Linked DNA regions of Homo sapiens: regions 1 and 3 are each linked to region 2. A link is an interaction called in ENCODE POLR2A ChIA-PET data of the cell type or tissue named here. Cell type or tissue: MCF 10A. All regions are shown on one strand.

Region 1 (5,000 bases), 130 kb before region 2:
AGCAGGTTCCACTCCTGCTGCCACAGTCTGCGGCCAAAACTTTGTTCACCGCTTTATCCCTCTCAGAACGGTGACTTGCCATTTAAGAGTCCCTGAGATAGAGAACAGGACAAGCTATTTGAGGCCCTGGCCACTCATGACCAGGAATTCGTCTTCGTTTTATTAATCAAAAACAAAGTCCCCTATTAGCAAGCTCAGCATAAGCACATGTGAAGCAAACATCAGAGCAGAGTAGGTGTTCAGAAGAAACCTCTTGATCAGACAAGCTCCAAGGCCTGGTTGACTATGCTACCCTTCCTAGCATTTAAATCCCTTGTCTCATGGCTGTAGTTAGGTTAAGGAGGGGGTCTGGCTTCTTTTCAGGAGGATGTGGACACCCTCCAAGGGTGACACTGGGTCTGGTTCAGGTTAGAAGCCTAGAAACCATCTCAGCTTCTCCTGAGCACCTGGGACATGGATTTCTGAGACTCTTGCCCTCCAACTGTTTCCTGCCAAACTTCCCTTTCAAAGGGAGCACAGCCATGGCAGAAAAGGCCCCTGGGTTTCCTGATCTGCTTTTTCACCCTCTCAAAGCAGACTCTTTTACTAGTGCTGGTCAGGTGTCCACACATGAGCCCCACTGCTCCAGGCCAGAACATCCTCTTGCGCCTGTCGCTGGTCAATACAAGGAGACTTTCCTACCTTAGAGTGCTGCTTTACTCTTTCTGTTTGAAAAATATCTGTTCTTGACCTCCCTCTTTTCACACTTCACACTTCTGATCACCAATGTTTTCCTCAGATACCATCAGTGACAACTTTTATTTATCTGATTCTTAACTGTACCCGCTATTGTGGGACTTGTACCCTCCTATTTCTCCATCCCTAATTATCTCCATCACTTTTCTTCCGGGAGAGCCTGATCTTGCTCACAATCCACAAGGCAGTGGTAGCATGCCACCTGCATCCACCTGCATTCAGCAATGCAGGAGGCAGAATCACCTCAGGGCACTCAGCATGTGGGGACAGGCTGGGCTGGGGCCCTCAGAACACTGGCCTCCTGTTCAGTAAAAACCTGCCCAACACCTCCCCTCACCATCCTACTCTCGTAAAACCCATAACCATTTATTTAAAATCTTTGTCTTCTAACCTTCAGTAAGATTCTGTGGGAAGTCCCGAGAGAACACGTCTAAAATTTGGAGTGTATATTTTCTCTTAGAATTTAGGGCCCCTTTTGGAATTTGGAGTTTATGTCTACCTCTTCAAACAAATGTTTGCAATACTAGCTGTTGTAGTCAGCTTGGGCTACTATAACAAAATACCACAGACTGAGTGGCTTAAACAACAGACATTTGTTTCTTGTGATTCTGGAGGCTGGGAAGTTCAAGATCAAGACCAACAGTTTTGGCTTCTGGTGAAGGCCTTCTTCTGGCTTGCAGGGACCACCTTCTTGCTGTGTCCTCACGTGGAGGAGAGAGTGAGCTCCACTCTCTTCCTCTTCTTACAAGAACACCAATCCCATCGTGGGGCCTCACCATCACAACCTCATTTAAACCTAATCACCTCTCAAAGGCCTCACCTCCAAACACTATCACATTGGGGGTTAAGACTTCAATGTAAGAATGTTGGTGGCAAACAAACATTCAGTACTTAATTCCAGCCTCAGCAATTGTCCATTGAAAAAACCTTCATCTCTCTTATGTGAAGAGAATCAAATAGATGGCCCCATGTTTGGGTCCTTGCAGTCCACAAGATAGACAACTCTTTGCAGATGGTTACTCTAACTCAGAAAATCTAGGAAAGTGAAATTTGAAAGTATGTCTCCAAAACAGCCCTGATTGACATGGTAATTGTGCTTACCTGCCCTCCTCCCCCGACACAGACAGACAGACACACTTCATCTGTCCCAGGTTCTGGGAGGTGAGTATGGTACAGTGGATAAGGGCCACACTTTGGAGGCAGTGGTGGACCAAGCCTGAGAAAAGGGTTTTTGCAAGATTTCTGGAGATAACCCTCTTCTGTGGTCTGGTCCATTGATATTTCTCATTTCCCTGCATAACTGTCCATTATACCCAATCCCATCCCAAATTCCTTCTCTTACCTAAATGCTCAAACTTCTAAAATGGTTCTATTTGAGGGTATCCACTGGTTGCAGGAGAAAATTAAATAAAGTAAATAAAAGTAATTAAAGGCTAGTACTGCAACCTACTGCCTTCTCCCCACTCTGGTGCCCTCTTACCTAGTTCTTTCTTGGTTTCCAAAGCACTTGTCTTCTGATATACGGTAAAATGCCTTGATTCATTATGTTTATTTCTTATCATTTATCCTTCCTATAGACTGTAAACTTCAAAAGGGCAAGAATCTTGGTCTGTTTTCTTTACTGATGTACCCCATGTGCCTGTAAGAGGTCTGACATGTAGCAGGGGCTCAAAAATTATTTGTCAAATGAATGGAAGTTGCAACTGGGACAGAATTCAAGATTCTCTTCCCTAATCCCTGAATCCTCAGATTTTCAAAGCTTTTCTTGCTGATGGGTCAGGCCCACTTGTGCCAGCTTGTTGGCACTCATCTTGGACACAGGCCACATTTTCTCCAGCCAACCGTCGTGACACTGATTCATTGTTTGTATACAGCTCCTCTTAGGCACGAAGACAGTCTTCTGCCCACGGGCTTACGGCCGAGCTTAGGAAACCCAGCTCAGATGTGAAACCCTAGGCTTGGCAGCTCGCAGCTGGCAGCTGGCAGCCAGACATGGTAAGCAGTCCCTAGCTCTTTCAGCCATTCCCAAGCACTCCTGGGTATGCCATGAAACTACTCTGAACTTTTCTGCACACATGCTTTTTCACTGAACATGACTTGGAAGGGAATGAGCGAGCCGTGGTATATTACTCACCATCAGCTGCTTTGCATGACAGTAAATATTCAGCCATGCCCATGTGTTCAGCACAGGCCTGCCTGGGGAAGTAGGCACAAAGGCTGGGCCAGTCGCCAGCAGGTCTAGAAGTGGGCCCCAGATATGTGCTCTCTGCCAGACAGAAGGGAAGAGGGCTGGAGATTATCACTGGGAATGAAAAACTGAAAATCAGATGGGTGAGGGGACGTATCCAATGTTGCATGTCAAGATGGTGGCAAACCAGGATACAGCTCCTTTCCCTTCACTGTCTTGTCTCTTGGCTGTTCAGCGTCTTCTCTTACCCTTTTCCCGAGTGGCAGGGCCTGCCTGCATAAGTATGGCTCAGTCACAAAAGGCCTCTGAGAGCTTTCTTGCCTAATCTTCACACAGCTCCACTGGTTCTTCACTTAAGACAACTGACTTCCATAACAGTTTCTCCTCTCCCCCAGGCCACCATTCTCACTCACTCAGCTTTTGCACATCTCTATGCTCCTGAGCATCTAACAAAGTTCTTTGCATTAAGTACTCAATAGGCAGTCATTAAATAATAAAAACCAATCAATAAGCAAGTGAATATGCTTCATCCTCTTAGTGCTGTAGACTTGGGACAAAGTGTCTTTCCATGATTATCACAGTTTAAACACCAACCTAGCCAGATAGTCATACAGCTGACCAGTCCTCACTTCTTAGGACAAATCTCCATTGTGGATATTTTAGGCAATTTGGTGCCGTTATGCAAAAGTAGGGAGCAGAGAGCACAGAGCAGGCCTGCTGTTGAGCACTGGGCTCCCTGAAATTGACATTCCAAATCAGACCTCCCAGGTCAGCCAATGTGGGAACATTACTAAAGGAGCAGGTGCAAGATGGAAGAGAGGATATGTTTCCGTCCTGATGTGATTCAACATCAAAGCTGGGCAGTGCTAGGAGATTGCCCACTAGCTGTGCTAATGGGTCAGCAAGGACACAGATAAGTGAAAGCATTTGACTTATGACAGTAGGTTTTTGGGTTAATTTCTGGAGACAATGTGACAGAATGGAAATATCTCAGGCTTTGCAGTCAAATCAACAAGTATTCCTATCTCTGCTCCACCATGTTCTAGCTGTGCGACTTACAACAAGTTACTTGACCTTGTTTACTCATTTGTAAAAAGAAGGAACGTAAATCGCTTGCAGGAATAATGTGAACAGGAAAGGAAAAAAAAAATGTGTGTGTGTGTGTACGTGTGTTTTTAATCTTCTCACAGTACGCAAAACACTGCAAGTACTACATTGCTAGTATAAAACTAAATTCTTTTATGTATTCACTTGATAATAGTGTTTAGACAGTTGTTATATGCTAAGCAGAGGAAATTCTGTTTATCTTAAAATGTTCTAAAATGAGAAACATTCACTTTGAAAAAGTTTCTGGAAGTAGCAGAGGCGTTTTATACAAGTTGCAGGTAAGGTATTATGATATTGTGAAATACACATTTAGTGTTCCTCCGGTTTCCTGGCACATGGCTCCTAAAACCCTTGGAATCTCTGGAGTGATAAGAATGTATTTTGCATGATAATGAAATCACTGCTGGCTGGGGGCCCCTAGCTAACTGGGGACTGGTCACTGGAAAGACCAAGGCAGGATTAGAAGGCTGGAACTTTTGGCCGCACCCTCCAACCTCTGGGGAGGGAAGAAGGGTTGATGGTTGAGTTGATTACCAATGGCCAATGATGTAATCAGTCATACCTACATAAAAAAGTTCCATAAGAAAATTAAAGAACTTGGCTGGGCGCAGTGGCTCACGCCTGCAATCCCAGCACTTTGGGAGGCCGAGGCGGGCAGATCACGAGGTCAGGAGATCGAGACCATCCTGGCTAACACGGTGAAACCCTATCCCTACTAAAAATAAAAAAAAAAAAATTAGCCAGGCATGGTGGCACGTGCCTGTAATCCCAGCTACTCAGGAGGCTGAGGCAGGAGAATGGCGTGAACCTGAGAGGGAGAGCTTGCAATGAGCTGAGATCGCACCACTGCACTCCAGGCTGGGTGAGAGAGTGAGACTCCATCTCAAAAAAAAAAAAAAAAAAGAAAGAAAGAAAATTAAAGGACTGGGTCCAGAAAGCCTCCAGATAGCAGAACAAATGGAGATGGCTA
Region 2 (5,000 bases):
TGGAGGCATCACGCTACCTGAATTCAAGCTATACTACAAGGCTACAGTAACCAAAACAGCATGGTACTTGTACCAAAACAGAGATATAGACCAATGGAACAGAACAGAGCCCTCAGAAATAACACCACACGTCTACAACCATCTGATCTTTGATGAACCTAACAAAAACAAGCAATGGGGAAAGGATTCCCTATTTAATAAACGGTGCTGGGAAAACTGTCTAGCCGTATGTAGAAAGCTGAAACTGGATCCCTTCCTTACACCTTATACAAAAATTAATTCAAGATGGATTAAAGACTTAAATGTTAGACCTAAAACCATAAAAACCCTAGAAGAAAACCTAGGCAATACCATTCAGGACATAGGCATGGGCAAAGACTTCATGACTAAAACACCAAAGGCAATGTCAACAAAAGCCAAAATTAACAAATGGGACCTAATTAAACTAAAGAGCTTCTGCACAGCAAAAGAAACTACCATCAGAGTGAACAGGCAACCTACAGAATGGGAGAAAATTTTTACAATCTATCCATCTGACAAAGGGCTAATATCCAGAATCTACAAAGAACTTAAACAAATTTACAAGAAAAAATCAAACAACCCCATCAAAAAGTGGGCGAAGGATATGGACAGATACTTCTCAAAAGAAGACATTTATGCAGCCAACAGACACATGAAAAAATGCTTATCATCACTGGTCATCAGAGAAATGCAAATCAAAACCACAATGAGATACTATCTCACACCAGTTAGAATGGCAATCATTAAAAAGTCAGGAAACAACAGGTGCTGGAGAGGATGTGGAGAAATAGGAACACTTTTACACTGTTGGTGGGACTGTAAACTAATTCAACCATTGTGGAAGACAGTGTGGCAATTCCTCAAGGATCTAGAACTAGAAATACCATTTGACCCAGTCATCCCATTACTGGGTGTATACCCAAAGAATTATAAATCATGCTGCTATAAAGACACATGAACACGTATGTTTATTGCAGCACTATTCACAATAGCAAAGACTTGGAACCAACCCAAATGTCCAACAATGATAGGCTGGATTAAGAAAATGTGGCACATATACACCATGGAATACTATGCAGCCATAAAAAAGGATGAGTTCATGTCCTTTGTAGGGACATAGGTGAAGCTGGAAACCATCATTCTGAGCAAACTATCACAAGGATAGAAAACCAAACACCACATGTTCTCAGTCACAGGTGGGAATTGAACAATGAAAACACTTGGACACAGGGTGGGGAACATCACACACTGGGGCCTGTTGTGGAGTGGGGGGAGGGGGGAGGGATAGCATTAGGAGACATTCCTAATGTAAATGACAAGTTAATGGGTGCAACACACCAACATGGCACATGCATACATATGTAACAAACCTTTACATTGTGCACATGTACCCTAGAACTTAAAGTATAATAATTAAAAAAAAAAACTGGTGGGGAGTGAAGGAAGAGATTCATATCATAGAAAAGTGGTATGGAAAGTATTTTTCTTCATGAAAAGAATTCATAAAATATCATCTTTGTGGGAATTAGAAACAGTATCCTGCTAGAAGAACCAATTTTTAAAATGTGTCCCTTCCTTGGACTGACAGACCCATACCAGAGAAAATAACTTTGCCAAGGATGCTGGCTAGGGGTTTCAGTCCCACTTTCATCCCCTTGGCCAAACATCTTTGTGCAGGGAACAACACACACCATTGTGCACAGAGTCCCTACTTGATCCCATGCACATCTGTGACACATTCATTGTTCTTCCCATCACCAAACACAAGGAAACTAGGAGAGTCCATCCCAGTGAAACCCTCACCTTTGCCCAGATTGCAATGATTTTATCAGAACATCTTAAGACTTAGGCATTAAGGAAATCCAGGTTTACAGTGGAATTGGCATGAACATGAAAATTTCCTGACCTACTTTTAAAGCACCTAACGTAGATGATGTTTGCTTAACAGCTCTTCACAGTCCTCAGCCCTCACATGTATCCCCCTTTTCTCAGGCATTTGTTCTGCAAAGCAACTCACACAACTCTGTCTGTTTGGGAGAGCTGTTCCATTCAAGCACCTTGGGATATTGCTGGCATAGTGTGCCACATACGCCACCTTCCATAGCACAGAGCTATAGCTCAGGACCTAGATGGCGAGCTTTGCCTTGACCATGTGGTCTACACATGCCATCAGGAGTGTCTTTTTTAATGTGTGAAATGTGTTGTTTGTGGGAGGCTGCACATCCCCTTTTGCCAGCTGCTTGCCTCTTTGAGATCGCTTTCTCAGCAGTTCAGACGGGCTGGTCCCATAAATCACAGAGAGGAGAAGGGTTAGAGGATAGAAGGAAACAAGACATGTGGCATATGGAATTTGTCCAGAACCACTCAGGTGCCTGCTAGTTACAGTGTTGGAGCTCGCTCACTCTCTCTCATATCTACGAGACTAATTTACCCTTCTGTTATTGTTATTATTTGTTCTGGGAAGTTTTCGTTTTACTAGAACATCTGGCACTATAGTTTCACACCCTGGGGTTTCCTGGAAACACTCTCAGGGAGGAGTTCGAACCTTTGCTACCGGAACTCGCCCGGGCCTGAAATGTGGTGAGCTATCATCTCAGCCCACGTCACGTTCTCTCTCTTGTTTCCTTTGCAAAACATCATTACAATCAGTGCCACTGTTTTTCAATGAGAGATGCTGGCACCAAGCCCAGAGACGGCTGTGCAGACCTTGTCCTGCCAAGAGTGGAGATAACGTGGGCCTGATACAAAGCCCTCTGACCACACCTCTGGGTAACTCCTACGCTGAAGCACAGCCTGGCCTCCCAGATGAGCTCAGAGTGCCAAGCCCAGGAGCAGGCTGGGTGTGAACCAGGTCCCACCCTGGGAGCCCTGGTCCTCGTCACATTGTTAACCACAAGACCTACCCGCCTGTCCTAATTTCTACAGGAGAGCCTCAGGGCCCCTTTCAGTTTTGAAAGGCACATGAAAAATGTGACATGGGAGTCACTGGAAGGGCCCCGTCTCCCTTCCCTCTTCTCATGGAGTCTCTCCCTCTCCTTTCTGTCCTTGCCTCAGCTATGTTGTCTGCAGCAACTGTTTGCAGAAATTCTCTTCCCCAGCATCTTCAGAGGCTGGCTTCTTGACCTAAGACTGCAGTGTCAATGTCACCTTTCCTAAAAAGCCTTCCTTCTCTGATCCCCTAGGTGAAAAGGGCCACTGAGCAGCTCCAGCACTTCAGTCCTTTAATTATCTGCATGGTACTAATCACAATCTTAGAGTTTGCTCCTAGGTTTGCCTCTTGGATTTTTACCTGACCTTACCTGCTAGAGGGGGAGCCTGTCTTGTTCACCTAGAATAAATGCCTTGCACTGTGAAAGGACAATAAATCTTGGGATTCCAAAACCACTAAGCCAAAGGGAAAAGTCAAGCTGGGAACTGCTTAGGGCAAACCTACCTCACATTCTGTTCCTGAAAAAGCTACTAAATTAAAAAATAATAATAAAATAAAACAAAATAAAATAATTTTTTAAAAAAACCTACATACCTTCCTCACAAGGAATTTCCTTGTGTACAAAGGACAGACAGAACTCAAAGTCATTCCTCTTCTCACCAAGATAAATGCAAATCTGACTGCCTCCTTTCAAGAGGCTAATCAGAACCTCAAAAGAATGCAACCATTTGTCTCTTACCTACCTATGTCCTGGAAGCCCCCTCCCCGCTTTGAGTTGTCTCACCTTTCTGGACAGAACCAATGTACTTCTTACATATATCGATTGATGTCTTACATCTCCCTAAAATGTATAAAACCAAGCTGTGCCCCAACCACCTTGAGCACATGTCATTAGGACCTCCTGAGGCTGTGTCATGGGCATGCGTCCTTTGGCAAAATAAACTTCCTAAATTAACTGAGACCTCTCTCTGATATTTGGGGTTCATACCACATAGAAGGTACCGAATTAACATTTGTTAAAAACATACTGGCCCGACTCCTTACTAGTGTGATCTTGGGAAAGTTAACATTTGTGTCTCAGCTTCTTATCTTAAAAATAGAACTAATTATAGTGCCTAATTCCTGGGATTGTTGAGATAATTAGACAAAGTAATTCTTGTGCCGTCCTTAGCAGAGTGCCTATACAAAGTGAGCGCTCAACAAGTATTAGCTATTATCATTAGCAACATGTTAACCCATTTGCACTTGGTCACCTCCCAGTGCTCACTAGTTTCCAGCTTAGCTGGTCCTGAAGGAGTGGAGAGGAGCCCAGAGCACGGGCAAGGCCAGGCCTTTGAAGGCACCACAGGGAAGTGTGGAAGAAAGAAATGCACCAAAAATGAATGCCTCCTATTTCTCAAATAAGGACTACTCCTTTCAAAAGGGTTATTTCTTTCCCCCTTTTCCTTCTCCCCCTTCCCTGCCAATACCACACAACTGAACCTGGCCCTACACTTGTTACAAGCAGCAGGGGCTGAAGGTCACTGATACTCTATAGACACGTGGCTCAGCCCTCCAGCTGGGCTGGGGACGAGTGACTGTTCTTCCTAGCTGTGTCACCTAAAAGTAGGGCAGACAAAGATGTCCGATAAGTCACATGATTCAACCTCAGCTATGACAGGAAGAGGAGGAAGGTCAGTTGGCTTTGGTTGTAACCATGGTCCAATATGGATTCAAACCCATGACATGGTTAATATGTCCTGCACCAGGCACACAAGGCCATTTTGCCTGAGGATTTGGCATTCACTAGGAGATGGTTTATGTAGCTACTCAAAGGGAATAAAGAGACTGATTTTCACAAGGAAAAGAGACCCTGTGCTCCTCTAGAGCAGAGACTATCTCTTGATCATACCTTCCCTCTGCCCACAGTCCCCAACAGAGTGGGCACTGCCAGCTACTCGTCTTCCCAAACCAGCCAGTTGCTTTTAGCCCCCCATCAGGATCATGTGGATGTTCTTAAACGCTGATCCACACTCACCACCTGGTGTGTCAATGACCAGGTGGGGGTCAT
Region 3 (5,000 bases), 78 kb before region 2:
ATTTCTAACTTTCCCAGGATAGTAATTCCCTTATTTAAATGACATACAGATGCTGCTTAATATTCATGAATTAGAGAGCTGTTTACACTCCTACGGTAAACATAAATCATTTGTCTAATAGGATGCAATTTCAAGATTAAGAGAGGATACTAGTTAACGAGTGTGTGTGAATTTTATCGTCTTATTCTTCATAGCTGAGACTCAGTCAAGGCTTTCTGTATGTTTATTGTAATCAGCCTAAGGGATATTAATAAATAATATTTTTCAAGACAAAAAAGATGAAAACATAGTTTGTATATATGGATCTCTCTCTCCCTCTCTCTCTCTCTCTCTCTCTCTCTCTCTCTCTCTCTATATATATATATATATATATATATATTTTTTTTTTTTTTTTTTTTTTTTTGAGACAGAGTTTTGCTCTCGTTGCCCAGGCTAGAGTGCAATGGCACAATCTCAGCTCAACGCAACCTCTACCTCTCATGTTCAAGCAATTTTCCTGCCTCAGCCTCCTGAATAGCTGGGATTACAGGCATGCACCACCATGCCTGGCTAATTTTGTATTTTTAGTAGAGATGGGGTTTCTCCATGTTGGTCAGGCTGGTCTCGAACTCCCAACCTCAGGTGATCCACCCATCTCAGCCTCCCAAAGTGCTGGGATTACAGGTGTCAGCCACCGTGCCTGGCAGGATCTATATTTCTCATAGAGCTTCTCTGCAAAATGCATAAAAACCAGTTTGTTCACTCATTGAGCTAAATGTATTGATGGTTACCAGTGTATCCAGTGCTTGGTGCTAAGTATACAGACGAACATAAGAAAGAAACCCTGTTCTCCAGAACTTGCCACCTACTGGAGTCAATTAACAGTGACAGCCTGGGGTACAGAATGCCTAATGAAGGGGTAAGAACACACAGAGAGAGGGTGCCCACGTCAGCCGGAGGACTCAGGGAAGGTTTCCAAGAGAAGGAAGGATTTCAATGAATTTGAAGGTGGGTACAAATCAAGTGAATAAGGGAGAGGAGGAGAAGGCCTTTCAACCCCAGGGCACATTGCACAAGAAAGGTCATGAGATAGGTATTAAGGAAGGTGCAAGGATGACTTCTATCAAGCGTGAAATGAGATGACACTGTGGTTGTTAGCAGGAGTTGGGCTTTGGAAGTTTTAAACTAATGTGCAAAGGGCTTTATTCCTAAGGAGGTGGTGAGCCACCTACCAGCTTTGGAGGGGAGAATAAGATCATTCTGGGAGCAGCATGGAGGATGGATTGAAAGGAATCAAGACTGAGACAGAGGGAACAGTTGGAAGACATTGTGGTCCCTAGATGAGAAATGACAAGGACAGAAATTGTGAAGCTGGAGGGGGAGATGAAGAGCAGAAGGCAGAGCCAAGAAATATACAAGCTAGAGAGTCAATAACATAGAGTGAGAAGAGGAATGCTGTGAGAGGGCAAGGAGGATCTCAAATGCCTTCCAGGATGCTGATTTGGGTGACCTGCAGGCTGGTGGTCCAATGACCAAAGCCAGGAAACATAGGAGCAGGACAAGTTAGCAGAGACAGATAGTGAGTAGTGGAAGATGGCTGGGGGAGAAGGGGAGTTCCATTTTTAACACGTTCAAATTCAAATGCCTAAGAAACATCCCCATGAAAAGACCCAGTGTTTGGTGGGCAACATGGATGTGGAACTCAGTGGACAGGCCTGAGCTGAGCTGTCTGCATGGCTTTGAGAGTCATCTGCTTTGTAAGTGAAGCCACGGATGTGGAAGAAATAACTCACATGGGAGAGAAGAAGGCTAAGGATAAATTGCCTGAAAACATCGACGTTTAAAGGACTTACAAAGTGAAAGAAACTCACAAAGAAAAGGGAAAGAATGGTCAGAACTGCAGGAGGAAAAAAAGTATGCCTGTTCTGCTCTTCTTCATCTTATGCACCTGGATCCCCCAGGTTGTTTCTGTTGGAAACCAGTTGTCCATCCTTTCGTATCCTATTCTTCAGTGAGTTCTATCATTACATTTTCAAAACAGATCACAACTCTGTGTGCCTCTCCTTACACTACTGGCAGCATCTGGGTCCTGGTTCAAGCCCCTGGACTACGTGATCTTCACCTCCCCACTCATCCTTAATTCCCCCTTGCTCAGCTGTAATCCAGAGAACCTGCCTGTTTTGTTCATTCAACACAGCAGTAGTTTGTTGAATGATTGAATGATTGAATAAATGTAGAACTGCCTAATGGTACAAAGAAATTGGGAAAATTCTTTTGATTGGGCATTCGGGAAGACTTTGGTAAAGCCATTCTCCTGGAGAGGTAGAAGGTGTTAGTAGCTGTGTCTTTAATTCTCCGTGATGTTAGTGACAGGGATTATTCTCTGCGGCCAGAGGTTACTCTCTTGCCTGTAGACAGAAGAGCTGAAATTAAACTATTTCTTAAGATTTTAAGTTTCCATAGAGAAGGGGATTTTTTTTGGATGATCAAAAATATCCATTGCTACTCAGTGCCTCATGCTTTTAAGGAAATCATAGCATTAACTGTCCAAATCTTGAATCTTCCTTAAACCTCCCACTAAAATTTTGATATATCATAAATGTCAGTGCCTCTAATGAGATACCAGTACCAAATCCCCTGGGGTCCTCATACGCTTTCTATGTCACATCTTGGCAACTTTCAGGAAGTGAGGTAAGGGATTTTGTGCCTTCTACATCAGAACCAAATTGAGGAGTAGATGCTTTCACAATGGAAAATTTATCTCACTAGGTACATGTCTGCCAGACCATTACTGCACCTTTCTGTAACCTTTATGAGGTGTGGAGTGAGTGGGTTTTAAAGAGGGAAAAAAAAAATCCTCTAACAGGATTTCTCATGAGTCAATTGCCAGAGTTGGCAGAAAGAGTAAAACTGAGTTGATGAGGAAGGAGGGGCTGGAGTTTTGCTGCAGGACTTGGGCCTCATTAGTGCTTGGCACAGAGGCCTAATGGAAGGCTTAAAGTATTGTTGGGACAATCCCTCAGATTCCCGAGTCTGGGGACTGTCTCCAGAAAAAGATGAGTAAACAAGTGTGCAGCATCAGCGTTGGAGTCAGCATGCCCAGGCAAGAACTGCGGCCCGATATTTATTGCTCTGCCAATGCTTCCCATTAAGGATGTCCCCTGAAGGCTCTAGTATTGGACACCATTTTTCAGATAGAAATTTAGTAACTCAATTGGCATCCACCTGGGCCCCATGGCAAGTGGGACTAAAGCTTGTTTTCCCTTCAAGTGACAACACAGTGATAAATAGATCTACCATCTTTCCCTCCACTGTAATACTCACCCTCTGGCCCTCCTGCATAGGAAAAATGTTTTCATCTTTCCTTGCTAGAAAGAGGTGTGCATTAACCCGGTTCTCCCAAGCCCAGCTCTAAGCGGAGTATAGGCGGAGAGCTGGGTTTGGGATTTGGTGATTGTTGATGACACCCGACTTTCCTTAAGGTCATTCTGCCCCAGAAGAAAGCTCAGATTGTCAGACTGCAATGAGTGTTCCCTCCCTTTTAGCTGCCTTGCAAGATAGGGAATTAGTCCCAAGACTGTCAAAGTCATAACAGCTGTGGAGGAAATCCAACATGGAAGGGGCTCAGAGAGGGCCCAGGGGAAAGGGCTGCCTTGCCGACAAAGCACTAAGGATGTCCTTGAGCTGAGTTTATCAAAGAGATCAGTTCACGATGGGCTGTTCCCCACGATATTGGAGATAGATGGCAACCAGTATCCCAAGACCCTGAGTTTGCTCCAGGCTGATTTTCCAGGAGCATAGAGATCTTCACCAGAGATCAGAAGCAAAGCACCGGAATCCACAACAGGCGCCTTAAAAGCAGCCCTGAGCAGAAGCTGCCAGAGGAAGGTGTGCTTCCTCCTCCCTCCTGATACCCCTGGCACCTAAGATTCCCAGGTCTTGGAGCCTGGGCTTCAAAGCAAGGCCATCTAAATGGTCACAACAAAACCAACCAACAGCCCAGACACGGTAGCTCACGCCTGTAGTCCCAGCACTTTGGGAGGCCAAGGCAGGCAGATCGCATGAGGTCAGGAGTTCGAGACCTGCCTGGCCAACATGGCGAAACCCCATCTCTACTAAAAATACAGAAAATTAACTGGGCTTGGTGGTGTGCACCTGTAATCCCAGCTACTCAAGAGGCTGAGGCACAAGAATCGCTTGAACCCGGGAGGCAGAGATTGCAATGAATCGAGATTGCCTCACTGCCCTCCAGCCTGGGTGAAAGAGCGAGACTCCATCTCAAAAAAAAAAAAAAAAAAAAAAACCAAGAAGGTGCCCCTCTGGAGACCTCCAGCTTCTATCTCCTGCCAAGTTCCTCCCACCTGGGTCTTGAATGCTGCATCTGGGAGCAGGGTGTCCTCTGTGCTCGTGAACAAATGTAGGCTCTCGTGCCTCAACCCTGGCCCAGCTTCAGAATCATTTAGGGGAGCTCTTAAAGAAATAAATGTTCAGGCCCCACCTGCAGACACACTGGAGGCGTGTGGAATTTTAAAGGTGGCGCCCAGGAATTTTAAATCATTTTGAAAAGAGACTTGATGCTGATGCAGCTATCCATGGGCTCACTTTGAAATCACAGTGCTGTAGAGAGGAAGGATTCCAATCTGATTTCAAATCTCTGCTTTGCCACCAACTGGCTTAATATGTAGACAAGCTCTTTTAACATCTCCACATCCTAATTTCCTTACCTCTGTGGTACAGGTAATATATTGACGTTTATAAAGCACTGATCCTTATTTGTATTTACTTGCTGTTGTCTAAGCCTGTGCATTTACGTGAGGTTTATTGTCCCAGAGAAGGAAAGGGTGGAACTAGTGTGGCCACTCCCTTATGAATACCTGGGGAGCCAGGGTTGGGGCAGAGTGGTCTTCAGACTTCCAGAAACTTCCTGCTTACCGAGGCACCTCTGGGTCCAGATCATTATAAGGAAATCAATGTCCTCTTCCACCTGCAGTGTGTGTCTGTGACCCTTTCCTATCTCCCCC

Evidence for each region. Peaks named below come from ENCODE experiments on the same cell type or tissue, not always from the same donor. Only the 100,000 strongest peaks of a DNase experiment are listed, where the experiment ranks them.
Region 1: POLR2A ChIA-PET joins it to region 2 with 5 read pairs; 4 of 35 experiments call an interaction of 5 or more read pairs at or near these places.
Region 3: POLR2A ChIA-PET joins it to region 2 with 7 read pairs; 1 of 35 experiments calls an interaction of 5 or more read pairs at or near these places.

The regions. Positions count from the first base shown.
Region 1 is chr14:55,936,305-55,941,304 of GRCh38, reverse strand. No RefSeq gene overlaps it. Among named protein-coding and RNA genes, the nearest start is that of LINC00520, 140 kb to the right of the region's middle. In MCF 10A, no CTCF peak of the experiment used is centred here; DNase peaks (open chromatin) are centred at 2,754 and 2,894.
Region 2 is chr14:55,804,996-55,809,995 of GRCh38, reverse strand. No RefSeq gene overlaps it. Among named protein-coding and RNA genes, the nearest start is that of LINC00520, 11 kb to the right of the region's middle. In MCF 10A, no CTCF peak of the experiment used is centred here; a DNase peak (open chromatin) is centred at 2,705.
Region 3 is chr14:55,882,968-55,887,967 of GRCh38, reverse strand. No RefSeq gene overlaps it. Among named protein-coding and RNA genes, the nearest start is that of LINC00520, 89 kb to the right of the region's middle. In MCF 10A, no CTCF peak of the experiment used is centred here; a DNase peak (open chromatin) is centred at 2,987.